2 separate regions of the Mus musculus genome follow, and region 1 is linked to region 2. A link is a loop called in an ENCODE intact Hi-C map of the cell type or tissue named here. Cell type or tissue: heart. All regions are shown on one strand. Links, peaks and the distances in the headings refer to the core of each region. The heading gives the core; the rest is flanking DNA. Region 1 holds the start of Mir101a (microRNA 101a). Region 2 overlaps Pde4b (phosphodiesterase 4B, cAMP specific).

Region 1 (11,394 bases), core at 1,678-9,677, 1.2 Mb before region 2:
GAAGACTCACCAATCCCAGAACTTTCTCTTGAGTTCTTTCAGGGTTTCTGTCAAAAGTTCCTTTCCAAGGAATTTTAAGAGCGGCCCTCCCTCTCTATAACCCACCAAGGGGAGCCTGGCTCATGGTTTATGAGAAACTGTGTGAAGACACTTTAAGTACCATGCTGTAAACATGGTCAGTGTGGCCAAGCAGGTGTGGCCTACCAGCTTGGCTCCTTTTTGGGTGGATGCCACAGACTCTCTGGGTCCCTGGTCTGTGAAGAACAGGATTTCTTAGGCAGATGGGCAAAGAATATGGATGAAAATGACAGACAGATACACGAAAGATGTGTTGAATCTGAATGTATTGTTCTGGTTGAGCTTTAGACTTATATTACAACGAATTATCAGAGGATACAAATCACAAAAAGACAAGATACACTGAAATTCACCAGTTACAGCAGAAAGAAATTTACAGGGACTAATTAAATGTTTACATTAGGGATAACAAGCCCTGCCTAGGATCAGCCTAATGCCAGGCAAGAATTTCACACTTTAAGGTTAAAAGCATCAGGGGGTTGTTAACTCTTGATAGGCCTTAAGAGTAATGCATTATCACAGAGCTCTAAATTCTTAGGTCTAGTAAAACTATCTTGTCTGGAGAGTTTCCCCTTATCAGGGTAGTATATCAACTTATACTTGACATAGAATGTAGCCTGTAGTAAAAGATTTCTATCTCAGTGAGACTTTTAGTCTCTATCTACAGACAGCTGAGTAAATGACAGATGTTTATATTGTTTTATGATGGGACTAATTAGTTACTGAATAGGTTAAGCTCCTTGCTGCTATCTGAAATCTAAGAACACTGGAAAAAGGCTTTAGCTATGTTAGAATACAATCTTAAAAGGCATTTACTATAAGGTAATACTATATAGAGTGCACGTGGATCTATACACTAGACTAATGTGAGAATGGAAAAATTAATTTTATGGTTTATATAGATTAGGGAGAAAATGCCAGGCCCCTGGGAAGGGAGTTTCCTTGAAACTCTTTGCTTCATGAACTAGCTTTCCAGCTTTCGCTTTGTCAAGCTGACTCCACCAGAGTCCCTGGCAGGTGGAGAAAGGAAAGAAGTGAGAGAGAGAGAGAGAGTAACTGGTAAAGAGACGGGGTGGCTCCCGGCGCCTGGTTTTCCTCCTCTGTCCTGGTAGAGAAGTGAGTACTGAAAACTAAGACACTAAGTGGACATGTCAACATATGCTAAAAGTCATATATGGCTTTGCTCTCCTGGCCCATCTGGGTCCTTGCCATTGGTTAAGTTCAAATGGGCATGACTCTTTACATGTAAGTCATGGCTTCAGTTCCTTTACCACGTAGAAAGGATCCCAGACATACATGTTAGTCTAGGAAGAGGTGATAGGACCTTGTTTAAGTTTGGAGCCTAAAACACATATTCCATGCAATTGCCTGGGCCCCACACTAGACTGTGACCCAAAAGTGTCACCAACTGTGGTACTCACTGGCTTGTGTATTCAAAGTCCTTAGGAGGGATGAGTGACAGAGAGAAATGTGATAAATCCTGGGTTCTCTAAGAGCCTCACTCTCTACTCCAATTATATGTCATGCACATGCCGTTGTGTGCATGCATGGAGGAGCCAGAGGTTAACCTCAAGTGTTACTCCTCAGGAGCCGTCCACCTTGTTTTCTCAGTATGCTTGGAGATTCGGTGAGGCTGGCTGGCGAGGAAGCGCCGGGGATCTACCTGTCTCTGATTTTCAGCACTGAAGGATTACACTCACACATTACCATGGCCAGATTTTCACACTGAGGCTGGGCCTGAACTCAGGTCCTTGTACTTACACAAGCACACGCGTGACAGAGCTGTCTTCACAGACCCCACTCATGGTACTTTTTAAGGTGATGTGGGCTGAAGACACATCCTCTATTAAGGTTCTAGATCTTCATGCAACCATGATACTGGCTGGTATCTCTAACTTCAGATCTCTGAAGCTGATCTGTGCTGTCATGTAGAGTGGTCTTATTTACTTAATAGAATAAAATAATATTTTCATGTAGAGGTGACATTCCATAACATTTTTTTTTTGAAAAAGCCATGTCACTATCCATTCCTTAATCAGATATAATTTTATTCATATGCATTGATACTGTCTGACACATAATGCCATTCCCTGTTTAACTCTGACCACCCAACAGTGAAGGACCAAATGCAAAGCTGTCAATTAAGTTACTTTTTTTGTTTATAAAATGGATCGTTTCTCTCCGTTTGAGATATGTTGATTTGTCCTTAGGACTTTCTTAGTGTCAATCTTCCCAGACATGAAAGGTTCCACAGACCCTGTTTGTCCTCAGCATAACCGTCTTCATACCCTGTGCAAGCTGCTACATTGTTTTGCTCCTTGTTACCAAATGGAGCCTGGAAGAGTGGTGAACACAGGAGCGGTGTGAAGTGTGTCTGGTCCTGTCCCGGTGTCCTGCTTCCCATGCCTTTCGCCTGCTGTGATGAGACTTCTCGGGAGGAAGGCAAGATGGCTGCCATCCTTCAGTTATCACAGTACTGTACCTTTAGAATGGACAGCATCAGCACTGTGATAACTGAGCCAGGGCAGCCTGTCAGTCACCGTGTCCGTCAGTGACGTCACCCCCTTCGAAGGTGCCCCTCGGAGTGAAGGACTGAAAGATGCACTTCTGGATGGAGGCAAAAAGCAGAAGAAAAGAGGTCATTTGATGAGGGTGAAGCAGTAAAGACCAATTGAACTACAGTAAAGGAAAGGTGAACACATCTCTCTCTCTCTCTCTCTCTCTCTCTCTCTCTCTCACACACACACACACACACACACACACACAAATGGAGTAAGCACAAGTGAACTTTCTTTCTGGTTATATGCACATCTTACATTTCTCAGTATGTCTCTATGTTCACAGACCGCATCCCCCCAATCTCACACCTATGCACCAAGTGTTTATTCCAGGAAGGTTAAGTTTCAAGCCCTTTCTTAGAGCCAGGCTTGTTGGCGCCAGCCTTTATCCCAGCACTCAGAAGGCAAAGGCAGGCTGATCTCTGTGAGTTCTGTGAGACACGGTTCCATAACCAGACACCAGAGGGTGCTTCACAGCTGCCTGAGAGTCAATACTTTTCTGTTTGTTTCTTCATTTAATTTTTATAAAATCCTACGGAGTTAACAATGAATTGTTCTCAAACCCATCCAAAAAGGAATTATGGAACTAGGTTCAGCAACATGATAGCACTTTACAGATTGAAGAAACAAAACGAAACTCAGGGCAGGAAGTCGGAGAGGGATCCGATCAAGAACCATAAACGTGCATGAAATTGTCACAGAATAACTTCAAAAGTACATGTGCATGTGCATACACACATGTACACACAACACACAGCTGCTGAGGTCACTTAGCAGTTAAGAGTGTAGACTGCTCTTATAGAGAACCTGGGTCCCATTTCCAGAATCCAAACAGTGGCTTACAACCATCTCTAATTCTAGATCCAGAGGATCTGATGCTGTCTTTCTGCACCCTGGGGGCACTGCACACACACACACACACACACACACACACACACATGCACACACGCACAGCACACAGACATACACGCAGACAAAACACTCAAATCCATAAAATAAAAATAAAGCCAGTGAGGTGGTGCACACCTTTAATCCCAGCACTCAAGAGGCAGAGGCAGGAAGAAGTCTGTGAGCTTGGGTCCAGCCTAGTCTACATAGCAAGCTACAGGACAGCCAGGAATACATAAACATCCTGTCTCAAAAAACTAAAAAACAAAAATCTTTTTTAAAAAAGTGTAAAAAAAACCCACAGAAACCCTGGGACATTCTGTGATTTGCCCAAGATCTTATAACTAAGCAACTCAGGTCCAAATTAGTTTCTGTAGACATTGGATCTTCCTTCTCTCCCCTGCTCATCTCATCACTGTCCAGGATATTCAGTTGATAACACTCACAAACATTACTGAGTGTTTTGTACGGAGATCTGGTTTCCTAGTAACCCAGACCATGAAACAGAAACTAATGGTTTGTACTTTCAGAAGTAATTCCCCCCAAATCAGTCTTGCTGCTCTAGACTCTGAACAGTCACGTTGCTGACCCGCTGGGCGGTGCTCACCCACGCCATGCTCTCACTGTGGTTTATGCCAGTTCTACAGGTAAAATCGTGTGAGGCTAGAAATCTTTGGGATGACTTTTACATAATAATAATCAATATATTACTAACATATTTATTAATAAAATCACTAACATAGGGTGTAGTTATTAATATACAATATAACCATTACCACACATTATCTATTATAGTAGGTATAATAGATAATAAATTATTAATGCAATAATTAAAATAATAATAATAATGGATACAGGGTTTCTCTCTGTGGCCTGGCTGTCCTGGAACTTGCTATAGATCAGGCTGGCCTCAAACTCACAGATCTATCTGCCCCTGCCTTCTAAATGCTAGGACTAAAGGCATGCACCACCACTGCCATGCTGGAATGTGTCTTTTAAAAAAGGCAACACAACATCACTTTCATTATTAGTAGCTGTACCTTTGAGACATACCCTAAAGTTACTTCAGAGAGGAGTCCTGTTTTTAATAAAAGGTACAAAAAAGGGCTGGGCATGGTGGCGCATGCCTTTAGTCCCACTAGGGAAGCTGAGGCAGGTGGATCTCTGTGCCTTCTAGGCTACCCTGGGAGGTGTTTAAAAAGGTCTGTAAGATCAGAATGTCAACATAAGAATACCAACGTTTTAAAACCATGATTCATTCCATTTTCCCATGTCAGTCACATCTCAAACAATTTCAGCATGAGCAGAGCTTGACAAGTATTTGAAAAATAATGGTGTTTTCAATTAGTCATTTGCTCAATTTCAAAGACTCACTATATGCAGATCAGACATTAACTCTGCCTCAAATAAGTCAGATAGGCGAATCAATTCTTTAGATCAGGAGTCAAAAACCAGAATAGCACAATGAATGTAGCTCAGCAAGTAACTCTATGTACTACAAAACTGACCTTCATCTTTAGAAAAGTGATAACCAAATGAAATAATCTACCTCACAGAAATTAAAAACAACCTCTCCAAAGTGCAAAGATAGCTAAAAGTTAAGGCGTCATTGGCAAGTAGGGCTTAGCAAACTGATGTAATACATATTTGAGGCACAAGGTGGCAGTGAAGATTGAAAGAAAGAACGAGCTGGTGCCCACAACTCTTGATTCCTGGAAATGGTTGCACGTTTTCACCCAAATCATACGCAGGTCATGTGAACAAAGCTAGTTTGATTGTTACAAAAGAAAAAAGTTTGGAGATCTGAGTAACCAAAAAGTATAAAAATACTAATGCTTAGTTTCTCCTGACCACAGAATCTTCTCCATCTATGGAAACACACTTGAATTCCAGCGTTCCAGAGGCAGAGGCAGGCAGATTTCTGAGTTTGAGGCCAGCCTGGCCTACAGAGTGAGTTCCAGGACAGCCACGGCTACAGAGAAACCCTGTCTTGAAAAACCAAACCAAACTAACACCAACACCAACAAAAGACAAAACAGCCAGACATAGTGGGCCGTGCCTATTCAATCCCAGCACTGTGGAAGCATTATGGCTGCGTTGAGTTCCAAGTCAGCCTGAGCTAGAGGGTGAATTCTAGGCCAACCTTAAATATAGGGAGACCCTGTCTTAAAAACAAGCAAACAGACAAACAAAAAACAAGACAAGACAAAACAAAACAAAACAAAAAAACCCAAAGTTTAAAAACAAAACAACAAAAAAAGAACCAATTTCTTCGTAATTACTTCTCCGAAAAATTTCTTAAAATCCAAGTCCTTCAGGGACAGTGCTGTGCCATATACCTTGCTCCTGAGTGACACAGAATACAAATGATCTGACTGAAGGTACACTGTGCTCCTGCCAACTGCAAGCTAAAAAATTAACATATGACCTGAAGCCATTAAACTGCCTATGTGTTACATAACTGGAGGCATGGGAAGTTGCCCATAAGCCAGAACTGTTTGAAGACTGCTGCTGGCTAATTTAAATCCCCAACTCCTTTAACTTGAAAACCATAAACCAGCTGACTGACAATATTAAATAGTATGGCAGTGTCCTGGCAGCAGGGGTCTCCACATCCGCACTTGCCTGGCCAGGAGCCTCAGTGGTGCATGCAGTGTGCACCTTGCTGCAAACTCGGCTATATTACACTTTAAGAAACTAAATGTGCCAAAGACTTGTGGAAAACCCTGGAAAAGGTTGCAGATTGGTTTGTTGTTTTTTGTTTTCCCTCTTCCTTGAGGAGAAAGACCGGTTAAAAGTCAAGGCAACACGTTCTGTTCAAAGCCAGCCCTGACATTCAAACACAGCCAGCACCAAGACGCGCACATCACTGTCCCATCCACTTCGGGCACTGGCCTCGAAAATGTTCAGGCTGCACAGCAGCAGGCCCATGTAGATGAGATCAAACCAGCATCCTTCCAGAGAAGACATGTACAAAGTCCCACAGGCAGGGGGCTGGAGAGATGGCTCCGTGAGTAAAACTGCTTCTTTCAAAGGCTGATGCCTGGAGTTCCATCCCCGGAGACCTACATGATGCAAGAGAGGACAGACTTCCACAACTTCCACACAAGTGCCATGGCTCGCTCTCACACACACACACACACACACACACACACACAAATTTAATTGAGTAAAAACAATAAAAAACAGGCTTTGTTCCTCAAGCTCATGATTTTCGTCCAAAAATGTCCAAGAGACAGAAATCTGATTGTTCCATATGCTCTCTTTTAAAAGCCTTCCCTTTTAATCCATGTAGCTCAGTGTGAATGTAGTTAGCCTGGCTACTCAAGTTACTTTACTTTCTGACTCTGCTCTGGATTGCATTTTATACCCAGAATTTTGACTTTATAGTTTACTCACAAGTAATTTCCACTCCGTGTTTACCTCTATAGAATATGCTTTTACAGTAATCAAAAACACCCCAGTTGAGGCTGTGTGCACTGGCACACACTGGTAATCCCTGCCCTTGGGAGGCTAAGAAAAAGAACTGCTTTGTTTGAAGCCTGTTTGGGCTACGCATTAAGTTTGAGGCCAGCCTATGCTACAGAGCAAGAGCCCATCATTCATTCTCATATATATATATATATATATATATATATATATATATATATATATATATATATATGAATGATTGGGAAGATGGCTAAGTAGTTAGGAGCACTTGCTGCTCTTCCAGAGGACCTGGGTTCAATTCCCAGCACTGACAAGGCAGCTCATAACGGTCTGTAATCCCAGGGGATCTGATGCCCTTTTCTAGCACGGTACACTGATAAGCATGCAGGCAAAACACCCTATTCACATAAAAATAAAAATAAAGGTTAAAAAGAATCTTTGGAAGACTTACCCAAAATAACAATAAAAACAACCAGTCAACCAAGTAGTTTCTTACAAAGTTACTCATTACAAATAGGAAAAAAATATTAATTGTAGCTGGCCATGATCCCAGCACTGGGAGGTTACTGCGGGAAGATCTGGTGTTTAAGGGTAGCCTGGGCTACATAACAAAAAGTTAACTTCAGACTGATCACCACCACTAGCCATCCCTAAAACTTCTGATGGTTTTTCTGTTAGCCTACAGTGTCCTATTTACTGACGCACTGCCATTTAAATATTGAGTCTTAGGTTTTGAAAATCCCTAATGCACAGTTAAAAGGGATAATACCAAAGATTTAATGTTGATCTCCAATTCACACCCTTTGGCTAGACCATAAATATAATCACACACCACTTCTCTGCAGGGTCCCCCATTCTCATTACTAGCCTTATTCGTGTGAAATAAACGTGTTTCTACTGGCAAGGCATGCCACGGTGACATGTCACTCACTGAGCGGGGATAACTGCACAGCCTGGCACTGTGTGTAGTTAATAACCAGTCAACTCTCTCTAAAGTCACACAATGTTCTTTTCATGTCCCTTCTCAGCACATCTCAGCCATGTCCAAAAGTTCAGCAAACACTGGCTCTTCATTTCTCTGGTTATCAATAAGATTGTCTATTTGATTTCTTTCTTTGCAGTATATTGGACAGTTTGTCATTTATAAAATAAGGATAGTACACACAGGAGGCAGAGGCAGGTTGATTTCTGAGTTTGATGCCAGCCTGGTTTATGTAGTGAATTTCAGGCCAGCCAGGGTTACATAATGAGACCCTGTCTCAAGAAACAAACAAATGCCTTCCCAGTGCCATTACTGAATTTCTTTAGACAAAACAAATCCCCCTAAAGCAGTATTCCTCATTGCTGCTGTGTTATAGTTTTGGGAGGGTCAGGAGTTGGCAATCCTGAGCTCTAAAGGAGATGAAATTAAAAGAAAATACAAAATAAATGAAGGTAATAGAAGACTGGCAACATTGTCACCATGTGTCACAACTGCTGCCACGTCACCTAGTGTTTTCAGATACATTGTTACTGCCAGGAGACGTTTAAACAAGCAGCTGTTGGGAGGTACCTTAGTTTTCCCAAATTTCCCACAAGCCACTGCTACCCCCTTAAATTTTTTTTCACATTTTGTTAGTTTGGTTTTAACCTCCTGAAAAGCAGACATTAGGAGTTCTGGGACAGAGGAATAGTTCCATGTGGTGGGATTCCTCAGTCTTTAGACCAGGCTGGCCTCGAACTCAGAAATCTACCTGCCTATGCCTCCCAAGTGCTGGGATCAAAGGTGTATGCCACCACTGCCTGGCTATAGACACATTTTTAAAAACTGAAATTAGCTGGGCTTAGTGGTGCGCACCTTTAGTCCCAGCACTCAGAAAGCAGAGGGAATAAGATCTATAGGAGTTCAAGGCCAACCTGATCTAAAAAGTGAGTTCCAGGACAGCTAGGGCAACACAGAGAAACCCTGTCTTAAAAATCCAAAAGGAAAACAAAACCTTTACCCCACTAAGCTAAAATTAGTAAGTGACATATTATAAACCTGTATTTCTTTTCTATACTGCCTTCAAAAAGCCACTGTATTTATACTTAAAACATATCTTGATTCCAGTTCTTAATTTTCAAGAGATATTTAATCTGTATTTAGATTCAACAGTGTGTATATATATATGTGTGTGTGTGTGTATATATGTGTGTGTGTGTGTGTGTGTGTGTGTATGCATGCTAATGTTTGTTTCCCAAACAGTTAAGTTTCCAATACCTGAGTCATTTATGGATTCTAAAAGTTAAATGAGTTTCAAACTTGATCTCATCAGCCTCTTTAGTTTAGATGGCTGGAGCCTAGGGTTGCTAGGGGCTACAGTAGTAGCTGGTACAGACTATTCTGTCAGTCACTTAGATTTTTTTAAACCTGAATCCGGATACAAGCCCTTAACCCACTGAGCAGCAAGTCTTGCTGCCGTATACACCAACTGTTCCAGTATGTTCTTTTTCTACAATACATTGCAAAGCAGCTGTTTCTGGAAAGTCGGCTCGGTAAGGAGAAAGGTGTTATCTCAAATCAGGGGCATAGCCAGCCAAGCTTAGTGGCACACACCTTTAATCCTAGAGACAGGTGATCTCTGAGTTCCAGGCTAGCCTGGTCTATGGAGAGAGGGGGAGGGGAGAGAGGAGAGAGGAGAGTGGAGAGAGGAGAGCGAGAGAGCGAGAGAGCGAGAGAGAGAGAGAGAGAGAGAGAGAGAGAGAGAGGGAGAGAGAGAGAAAGAGAGAGAGAAAGAGAGAGAGAGAGAGAGAGAGAGAGAGAGCACACCACACAGAGAACAACCAGGGTTAATTTCCAAGGAAAAGGGGAGAAACCTTGACACTGGAGCTTCTTTGTCTAGGACATTAGTCACCCTGTGAAAGTTACAATTATTGTTTACACTAAGCCTCTCAACTTTCAGAGAACAGCTGCCGCTGCATCCTAAGACTCACTCTTCTTCAAGTACCCCTTCCTAGCTTCTGTCTACCAGGCTGATCTACCAGGGTTGCAGATCATAATCCACGAGTCCCACTTTATACATACAAAGACCTGCTACTGTTTACATGCCAACACATATGAATAATAAACACCACACCTCAGTTATCATTCATGAGCCTCAGTATTCCAGACTACCTCGAGAAAAGCATTTACTAACACTATAGCTTTCTCTTCCCTTTCACGCTGGGTCACAGCTCACTTTGTTCCCCCAGCCGCTGATTTCAAAGTTGATCTCGTGAAGGAACTGGATTCCTAAGGTAGTTAGTTCTATTTTGAGCCTTCTTCCTGTTCTGAAGCTAAAGTTGGAAGGGCTTAGTGGTGATGTCATGGAAGGGAGAAGTGCCTTTTTTCAGAAGGGTCTCTTCTGGCAATTCCCAGGACACATAGGTGGTGAACGATCCCCCTCTCACCATCCCTCACCTCTCCTTCCCTCTGGAGTCCCAGTTAGTCACTAGCCAGGAAGAAAATCAACTCTAATAACAGGCAATCACACTTGCATATTTTATATTCCAAACATAATAAATGAAAAGACAGAGAAAAAAATTGCCTAGTTCTAGGAAAGGGGTGGGGGTGGCTATCTCTCCCCATCCACTCTCTCCAATATAAGGCCAGGAGGAGCAAAAGGCACTGCAGAAAACAGCTGTTAGGAAGAATTCAGGAGGCTCCGGGAGGAGAATGCTACGGGGGTTTTGGAAACCGGAACTTGAGGACACCCCCCCCCAAATCCTTTCTTCTTCCCTCCCTCTTGGAAGAGACTTGGGGCTGGGTGTGCCTTCTGCTTTGAGAAGCATTTGGCTCGGTAGAAAGGCAAGGGGCCAGGGTGCGGCCCACAGGGAATAAAAGCTTAGGCCTGGCTCTGGGCTAAGTTTAGTGGGAGATAGAGGAGACCGGAGAAGTGCAGGTCTGAGTGGAAGACCTACTGTGGAATTAAAAAAAAAAAAAACCCTCACTAGGGGCAGGGCGGGAGACACCTCTCTTTTTCAACTTAAACTCAACAGTTCATTGCCGGTGGGAAGAAGGGTGAAGAAAGAGACAAATTTTAACGTAAACTGTGAATTGCAACTTCTGGGGACTAGAGAGGGCTGACGTACCAACGCTATCAGCAGGTGAAAAGAAGCGCCTTTTACCAATTCTGGGGTGTCGAGGTCTGGCCAAGCTCTGGTGGGCAGGGCACTGTCTGGCTTCTTAGCTCACCTCGCCTCCAAAGCGGGAAGAAGCATAGGTGTGGTCTTTCTCCAGGAAGGTGGCAGCTGGCTTCGCGGGGCAAGGGAAAGGATTCCTCACCGGGAAGGCGGGGAGGAGCCCCGGGGTCAGCTGCGGCCAGGAGCCGGGGTCTTCGCCAAGTCCCCTCCCCCTCCTGAAAACCGACCTGGACTAGGATCGATTACAGCAACACCCTCTCGCCTTCCCAATAATTTCGCAAATAATAGTAATAAGCCC
Region 2 (8,000 bases), core at 1-8,000:
CAATGACTGATATGTGTGACATATCAGTGGCATACAGAGGAATCACATCGTCTTTGCATTCACAATTCTTCAGAGGTATAATCTGATCAGAATGTACATATTCTTTGAAAATTAATAGCCATCTTCTTTAGTGTGTACCTGGAATGTCTTTCAGAGATTTGTATATTTTGGCATAGGATTTAAATTAGCTGAGAATCATAAAATCTTGAACACTTCAGATATGGAAAATACCTAGCCAAATTCCCTCAGAGAAAGCGAGGGAATATATGTGAGCCCCATCACACGGGACCTCACACACTGTAAATCATCAGGAAATAGTAGTTATTGCCTGCTTGCCCCAAGTGAGAAAGAAACTGAGGTTCGGTGAGCTACCAGGGGCTACGCACCTGGAAGGTGCCAGAGTCTGGATTGGGGTTAAGATTCTTGGCTTCTGCTGTAGCCCAGTTCTCTTTAAACTATACGATTCAGGCTGAAAACATTAACTACTGTGGCCACAAGCCTTCCCTGTTCCTATCAACATCTTGCAACCAGGTAATGAACTTCCAACCATTCTTTTATAATTTAGAGACTGCTTGAAACCAGACAACAGTATTGTTTCTTTTCCCTTGGGCCCATGAGTTTTCCAGCTGGCAGTCCCCATGACTTACCGACAATAATGTGGTTTCCAGGAGCCATCTACTCATTAAAGTGTACTGAGTCTCCTTTCTAGACCACTTATCAGGAAGACGTGATAAACCAAGTCAGCATGGCCCTTGCCTTTTCTCCCATACAAGAATACCTATCTGAATGAACAACTTTAAGTAAAAGCTAAGATGTCACAAGATTACTTCCAAGACAAAAGAATTTACAAGAAACTGCAGAAAGAATTAGATAATATGAGTAGCTACTGAGAGAGTAGGTATTTCTAACATTTAAGAGGTCCTAGTTTGAGATCTTCTTTTCCAAAAGCCTCCTGGGGAACTCGGAAGCCATGTAGGAGAAAAGTTCAAAGGTGCTGTAAACCCATTGGATATGCAGTGAGGTGCACATCACTCTGATGCCAGACTACAGGGGTGCGACTAGGAAGGAATGAGACTCGGTCTCCCCTTATATTCCTTACAACTGTGCCAGGGGAAAAGACAGGAAGGTGGGAGACGAGGTACAGTACAACAGTAGAGTAAGTGTAGGAAACTACATAGCACAGGCAAGGGCCACTCATTCCAGCATAAGTGCAAGATGGTTTCAATACAGTCCCAAGTTATACAAGAGAGTCAGCCCCCAAGACAGACATCCACAAAGTCCCAGCAATAAGAAATGGCATGCAACATAGACAGCCTATGAACCAAGACTGAGCACCAAGGCACCATGAGAGGTTAGAGAGAAGAGGGGCAATTTTCGATTAGGAATATGTGTGTCCTTTTGAAGAAGATTTGTAATCTTCAAAGGTGCATGATGTTTAGTGTGCAGAGAGCTTCCCCAGCAAAAGGATGGCCTGAGCATCAGCAAGAAAGGAGCAGGCTGAGTTCAAAGCAAAGGAAGAGACCCACCTGGGCCTGAGCAAGTGTCCATCAAATTTTCATGCATCTATTGATCTAACATGACACTCAGTGAGTGTTACCGTGTATTTGGCATATGAAGGCTTTCTCAGATAACATCCTGGGACCCAGTAGTGAGCAAGTCTTTCCTTGCCTACATAAAGTTTACCTTTAATCTAGGGAGTTATGTATCAAACCCTAATTAGACCGTTCATATTTTAATTACAATTTTGGAGTTCAGCAAGGGAGAAGTAGGAAATGCATGAGAGCACACAGCCAGTCTGTGGTCTGAGATGAACTGTCAGGCACCGAGGAAGTCTAGTGATAAACTAGAGATGGACGGTGAGGACAGAAAGCTAAAAAGGCTTTGTGTGCCAGGCTGAAGAATTTGGAATGAAATCCTTCAATTTCCTTGAAACAACAACAACAACAAACAAACAAAACCCCAGCTCTCAGGACTAGTGCAGAAGTATTCAGTGGATGGTATAATGAAAGTAAAGGTTTTAGCACTTCGGATTCAGAAAGACTTGGCTTTGAATATTTCCCTGCCAGTTGGAAACCACCATGTGTGCTGTAGCGGGTTTCTCCAGTCTCCTGCTCCCTAAAGTTAAATGATAACACTCCCTCGGGAGGGAACTGAGAAATGTCAAGCACGGTGTCCAACAGAGAACAGCAATCTTGGCATGAGGATTCCCCTACTCCATCGCACATGAGAATCAGATGCCAAAGAAAATATTGCTCAGCATCACCCAGTAGGGCCACTGGTGGTAGCTATGGAAACCTGTCCATGGACCTGCAGCTACACAAAAAGCACTACATACAGGTTCTCTTATCCCAGGGAAAGAAATATCTGGAGAGAAGTCACAATTGTGGCCACCCAGCAAGCAGAGCCTTCCTCAGCAATGGCCTTGCATGCTTTTCTCCATCATTTAGAATTTGGCCTCTCCCTCAGACCTGCCTATGCATGGGGATCCAAAGAGGACTTTAAAGTGCAGATCCTTAGGCCCTGCACCAGACATATGAAAACGAACTCTTCAGAGGTGGGAAAGGTATTTATGAAATATCTCCCAGAGTGAGGCTGATGCTTGCTTATGATACCAGAGCTTGTTAGACTCAAAGTCTGGGCCCTGGCTGAGTAGCATGCTATACATTCTCGACACAACAATTAAAGAGACAACAGAAAACGGAGATTTATTCAATAGAGCAGCACTGGGAAGCAACTCAGTGGCACCCTCCTCCCCCACACATACACAAGACCATCTTCAGGCTCTGGACCAGAATGTTAGGTTGAATAGAAGGCAAGAGGGGCCCATAACTAAAGAGTTCTGCTCAAGCTATCTATGGTCCTGCCTATGACTGATCTATCCATCTCAGCTCCAGGTCTGACGAGTCCTCAGCACTGCATGGATCTTTTTTTCTCTTTCCACTGGGGAAAATCCTAATGTCTTGGGGTCCATTGTCTCATCAGTCTAATAGTCAAAGGGATGGGTACAAGTGTCTGTCTTTAGGATATCGTCACTCATGTCAGGACACTTATACTCATAACTACTGGCCTGCATCTCTTTCTTGACCATCAACAACATCCTGTGTGGGAAAGTGGCACAGACTACTGTCAGGGCTTCTGAAGGGGCATCTGAGACCACCAGTGTTGGTAGCATCTGAGAGCTTGCTAGAAATACAGATCTCTCTCTCCCCTGAGGGTCACTGCATGGGATCCCATAGGCAAGGGTAACTGCAGGTCACTGCTTTGAAACCCCAGAGACAGGGCTGCTTCTTGTCTACTAAATCAGAAGACCAGAGGCAGGCTGGAGCAAAATCTTCTAATATGTCTGGTAGATGACTCTGATGCACTCTGAAGTTAGAGGTCACTGTTGTATACTTGCACAGGGAGGGCCTCCAGCAATGCACTGGGAATCTGCGAGAGTCTGATGGAGAAATTCTGCCAAGCACCAGAAGGAAGATGAGACCAGCAAAGGACTAGGGACTGACAGGAAACAAGAGAGAAAAGCTAGTATGAAAAGCCTACGAGATAACACATTCTCCTAGCTTTAGCCCCGAGGGGCAGAGACAGATTCCAGAGACTTGCTGGCCAGTGAACCTAGCCGAAAAGACAATTGCCAGCTTCAGTGAGAGACCCCTGCTTTCACCCATACCTACACGGTCAAGCACATCTGCACACATGTGCACAAACACATGCAAATAAGGGGCGTTGCACTCTTAGTGGAATACGGGTTGGTTGGTTTGTTTCGTTTGCCTCTTGGTGTAAGGAGATGGTGAAAAATAACACCTCATTTCTCCATGAAGAGCCAGTGCCTCCAGTGAAGAAACCAGGATCGCTGTGGGCTAGTTGCTGGGTGTGGTATTTATCAAATGATTTGTCCTCTCAAACATCTCGGTTTCCTGAGGTGCAGATAATGTAGGTCCTGAACTGACACATCTCTAAGTGTTCCTCTGGCTGTGGCCTTCTGTCCTCCAAGAACTGGGATTCATGTTGACTTCTGAATTGAGACCTAAGTAACAGTTTTGATGCTGTTGTTGTTGTTGGTGGTGGTGGTGGTGGGTTTTTTGTTTGTTTGTTTGTTTGTTGTTTTTTGTTTTTTTTTTTCTGAGAGGCTCTATCAGAAAACCTGAAGTGGAGGGGTTGGCAGTGGACCTGAGGTAAACAACTTCCTTCCTGGGGAGTTGTTGCATCCTGATGCTGTGCAGAGGGAAATTCCAGGCCATCTGGATATGAGAGAATTGCAATCGTCTACCCATATTACAGGAGCCGGCCTTCCGGTGATAGCCTTATGTCACTGGATAACTCATTAAGCCCTGAAAATCTCCTGGGGCATCAGGGATTGTGGTAGGGTGGGGGTGCTTTTCAATGCATACTCAGCCTCTTTTTCTGCTTCTCCACAGGAGGTCACCAGCGGCTAGTCAGGCTCCAGTCTCCAGAGTCAGCCTGCAAGGTAGGCCTCCTCCAGAGATCCATCTCTACATTCTGAAGCAATTATTCGAGACTGTTATTAGAATAACAGCGTTTATATGCACACTGTAACCCTCAGAAGCAAGTCACTTGGTGACCTTTTTTCAACAGTGTCCCATCACCCCAAGTGAAGCCCAACTAAAAATACTTAGAAACAAAGTGCCCACTGTGTGCCTAGGGCTTCACAATTAAATGTGTGGTCCTGCCGCATCCAGAAGAGGAGGCAGCTGTATGTATGTCAAGAGTGCAACTTGACCTTAGCTTGCTGAACCCCCAGTGAACTCCTGGAGTGCTAACCTCAAACATTCCCCCACAGGGTGTCCACATTAGCCCAAGGTCCCCAAGGCACATTAAAGGGTTTCCTCTTAGCATCAGCTCTAGCTACAAGTTGCTCCGCATCCTAGCCAGGTGTGAAACCAAAGGTTCTTTCTAGCTCACAAAGAGTTTCTCTTGGATGTCATCCAGCTTCATTCCTCTCATCTTTCAGTTACGAGCATCTGCTCTTCCTGTGTATCGAAGTCCATTGAGAAGGAGGGCCACCTTGGAGGAACACCAGAGAGATATGTCCAACATGTATTTGTCACATACAACCACTTAGGTGACTTTGATGAGGTCCATGAATTCCTCTCCCTTGACCCTGTCCCATTCTTATAGCAGGGGACGAAGATACACTCGGCATGGCCCTCTGATATCTAACAGTGCTAGTCCGGGTACTTCCTCCTCAGATGTTGTGTTCTGTTAGTATGACGGCCATAAGGATCTCAGAAGTGTCATAAATTACTAACCTCTGAACGAAGGGAACAAAGGCAGTGCATTCCATTTCCTCATCGGCTTCTGAAGCACTTACAGAATATGCTTTTAAAACTTTTAGAAGGAAAAAGATGTAGGAAAAAAGTGAAAGAAAGACATGAGGCAAGGTGGAGTCCTGTGATATGAGCTAGAAAGAAGGAAACAGTGTTCTGCCCACAGACTTCAAAACCTCGGCATGCTGATGGGCCACTTCCGTTAGGTATAAAAAGAAACAGAGTAGCGTCTTAGTGTGTAGCTGTGCTAGACGCTGAGGAGATCAAAGGAGCTGTTTTGAACCGCCTGTTGTTTCATCTTATTGGCCTGCCCACGTGGTGGCTTTGTTTGCAATTCTACCAACATGTTTCTGATACCAATTTGAATATTTAGAATACATTTCCTGTTTCTTGTAATAAATATGAGCATATACCAGGAGGGTGTATGGCACTTAGGGTTCTATAAACTAACTCATTAGCAAAAACACTGAAAGATGTTTTATGATTATTGGCACATTGACTACAGCTTGGCATCGGGAGCTTTCTTAAGTGCCTTTGAAACAATGGAGCTAAGATGTAAGGATGCCCCTTAAGGCAATTTGTTTTTGTCGGTCTTTGTGGCAAACTACAACAATCCTCGGTTTTCTCTGGAAAGAGACTGTGGTGGTACTAATTATTACGTAATTACTGGTTTCGGAATCTTCTCAACGGTAAACCACAGGCAGAAGAGGACAGAGGAGACACACATCCCGTGTTTTGTTCTTATTATCAGCTGAAATAAGTCGGGCAGATTTTTCCTGTTATTTTAATATTTATCAGCATATGACAAAGAGGCATGTTTAAATAGAAACTTTAAAGGGGAATGAAAAACACACGGCTTTGAGTGAGCAGCATGGAGCACTGGAGCACTGCTTTAGAACATAAGGTTTTTTATTGAAAATTTATGAAAGAAAATCAGGTGTGCATTTAGAAGTACTTAATTTGAACTTGTACATTTTGATAGAAATAGAAGGTTTAACAAGTACAGGACGCTGGCTGGAAAAACAGCTCAGAGTTTAAGAGGACACTGTCTGCTCTTCCAGAGGTTCTGAGTTCAATTCCCATCAACCACATGGTAGCTCACAACCCTCTGTAACAGGATCTGGTGCCCTCTTCTGGCCTGCAGGCATACATGCAGGCAGAATGCTGTATACATAATAAATAAATAAATCTAAAGAGGAAAAAACGTACAAGATAATAGTTTGAACATATTCAACAATGGAAGCAAACAGGAGAAGCCAGATGGCAAAAGATGGCTCCCTGCAGCATCTTCCTCTCCTTGTTCCCCACCCCCTTGTTCTCCTCTCTCCCTCCTCTTCTCCTCCCATACTTTTCTCCCTCCTACTTTTTCTTCTCTTCACGCTCCTTCTCTTCCTCTTCTACTCCTTCTTCTTCTGCTGCTTCTTCATTCATGTAAATGAAATGTGATTCTTCAATTCCAATGAATTCTTCCAATCTGGTTGAAGTTTCTAAACTTACCTCGAGTCACTGGGTGATGAAATCTCTCAATCAGAGTCAGCTCTTCTCTCTGCTGGACCAGATTCTCAGCTTTTGGGGAGCAATAGGAAAGTCTTGTCTTTGAAATGACAACTTGTGTTTTTAGCATGATTGTTCCTATTTTGTCGAGAACTTAATTCTGGGGTACACAATGGTTCCCCAGTGGTGTGTCTGTCCCACTGGATCCTGGGTTCCTGGGGGTGAGACCACATCTTTCTCATCTCTTTGTCTTTATAGTATGGTAAATTATGTCTACACGGCCGGAACAGAGTCAATGCCAAACTGGCCAGGACTACGTAAAGGTTGGACTGTATTTGAAAGAATGTGCTCATAAAGATAAAATATAATAATAAGCCAGTTTCTGCGTCTGAAGGAAGTGTTTACTTCTGCGCTTCTGTTTCTTTCTTCAGAGTTTTTATCACTTACTCTACTGAAATTAGAAGGTGTTGGGGCCTTACGTATGCCAATGTGTTCATGCAGTTTTGAATAAGAAAGGATGAAACCTAAGAAGGTGACATTTTGCTGACAAAGTAGGGAAGCCACCATTCAAAGATGGAGGACTAAATGGGCAGAGAGCAGCTCCAAAGCCTGAGTGCGAAGATTTGGGAGGTCACAGTGAAGCCTCGTGAGGGCAGTAAAAATCCTAGGTTATGAGCCGCTCCACTTGGAGACCAGCATCACTTTCTTTTGAATTAGTAAAGTCTTGGGGTTTTATTTTCTGTGTAGGAGTGAAAAAGAAAGGAAAATAATATAATAAAAAGAAAATTAAGTCTAAAACAAGGCAGGAACTTGAATTCTTTCACCTGGACATATTCAACATGGAAGACTGAAAACTCAAGATTTCCCAAAGGAAAAACCAAATCAAATAATTGAAACAAATCAACTTGTATACATATGTGCGGTTATGTAACCACTGCCAGGCTTTCCCCATACCCTTATTCCTGTGCTCGGGCATATATCTCATTTACGCTTTTTTTGACTATGTCATGAGAGAACCTACTAAGAAAATAAATCGCTAGGTGATCACTGCGTTTGCAGAAGGAATTTTTTTTCCTACACAAAAAGATTAGAAACATATTTTTTTTTAGAAACTCTCACCTCTGAGTCTCATAAATGACTTAATTTACAACAATATATACATCAAGTATAGAATTTTGTGGCAGCCAGAATAACGTGTGGAGTAGGGTATTCTATCATACT

What was found. A loop is a pair of places that touch in the nucleus more often than their neighbours do. Peaks named below come from ENCODE experiments on the same cell type or tissue, not always from the same donor. Only the 100,000 strongest peaks of a DNase experiment are listed, where the experiment ranks them.
Region 1: it touches region 2 in a loop (4-fold over the local background); 2 of 42 quality-filtered maps call a loop at or near these places.

Annotation. Positions count from the first base shown.
Region 1 is chr4:101,344,419-101,355,812 of GRCm38, forward strand. E130102H24Rik (RIKEN cDNA E130102H24 gene) reads right to left here. Exons shown (of 2, transcript NR_040708.1): 2 at 2,106-2,685. It overlaps Mir101a (microRNA 101a), which reads right to left and starts at 2,609; the gene lies at 2,527-2,609. 0610043K17Rik (RIKEN cDNA 0610043K17 gene) reads left to right here and starts at 9,365. Exons shown (of 4, transcript NR_040640.1): 1 at 9,365-9,470. In heart, for the core only: CTCF peaks have their summits at 3,104 (motif pointing right), 3,304 and 5,172 (motif pointing right); a DNase peak (open chromatin) is centred at 6,413; H3K4me3 peaks cover 293 bases; H3K27ac peaks cover 247 bases.
Region 2 is chr4:102,501,578-102,509,577 of GRCm38, forward strand. It overlaps Pde4b (phosphodiesterase 4B, cAMP specific), which reads left to right. Exons shown (of 15, transcript NM_019840.2): 5 at 4,416-4,465. Gm52668 (a long non-coding RNA gene) reads right to left here. Exons shown (of 3, transcript XR_003955083.1): 3 at 6,632-8,000. Among named protein-coding and RNA genes, the nearest start is that of Gm52668, 9.9 kb to the right of the region's middle. In heart, for the core only: CTCF peaks have their summits at 4,409 (motif pointing right) and 6,427 (motif pointing left); a DNase peak (open chromatin) is centred at 4,314; H3K27ac peaks cover 474 bases.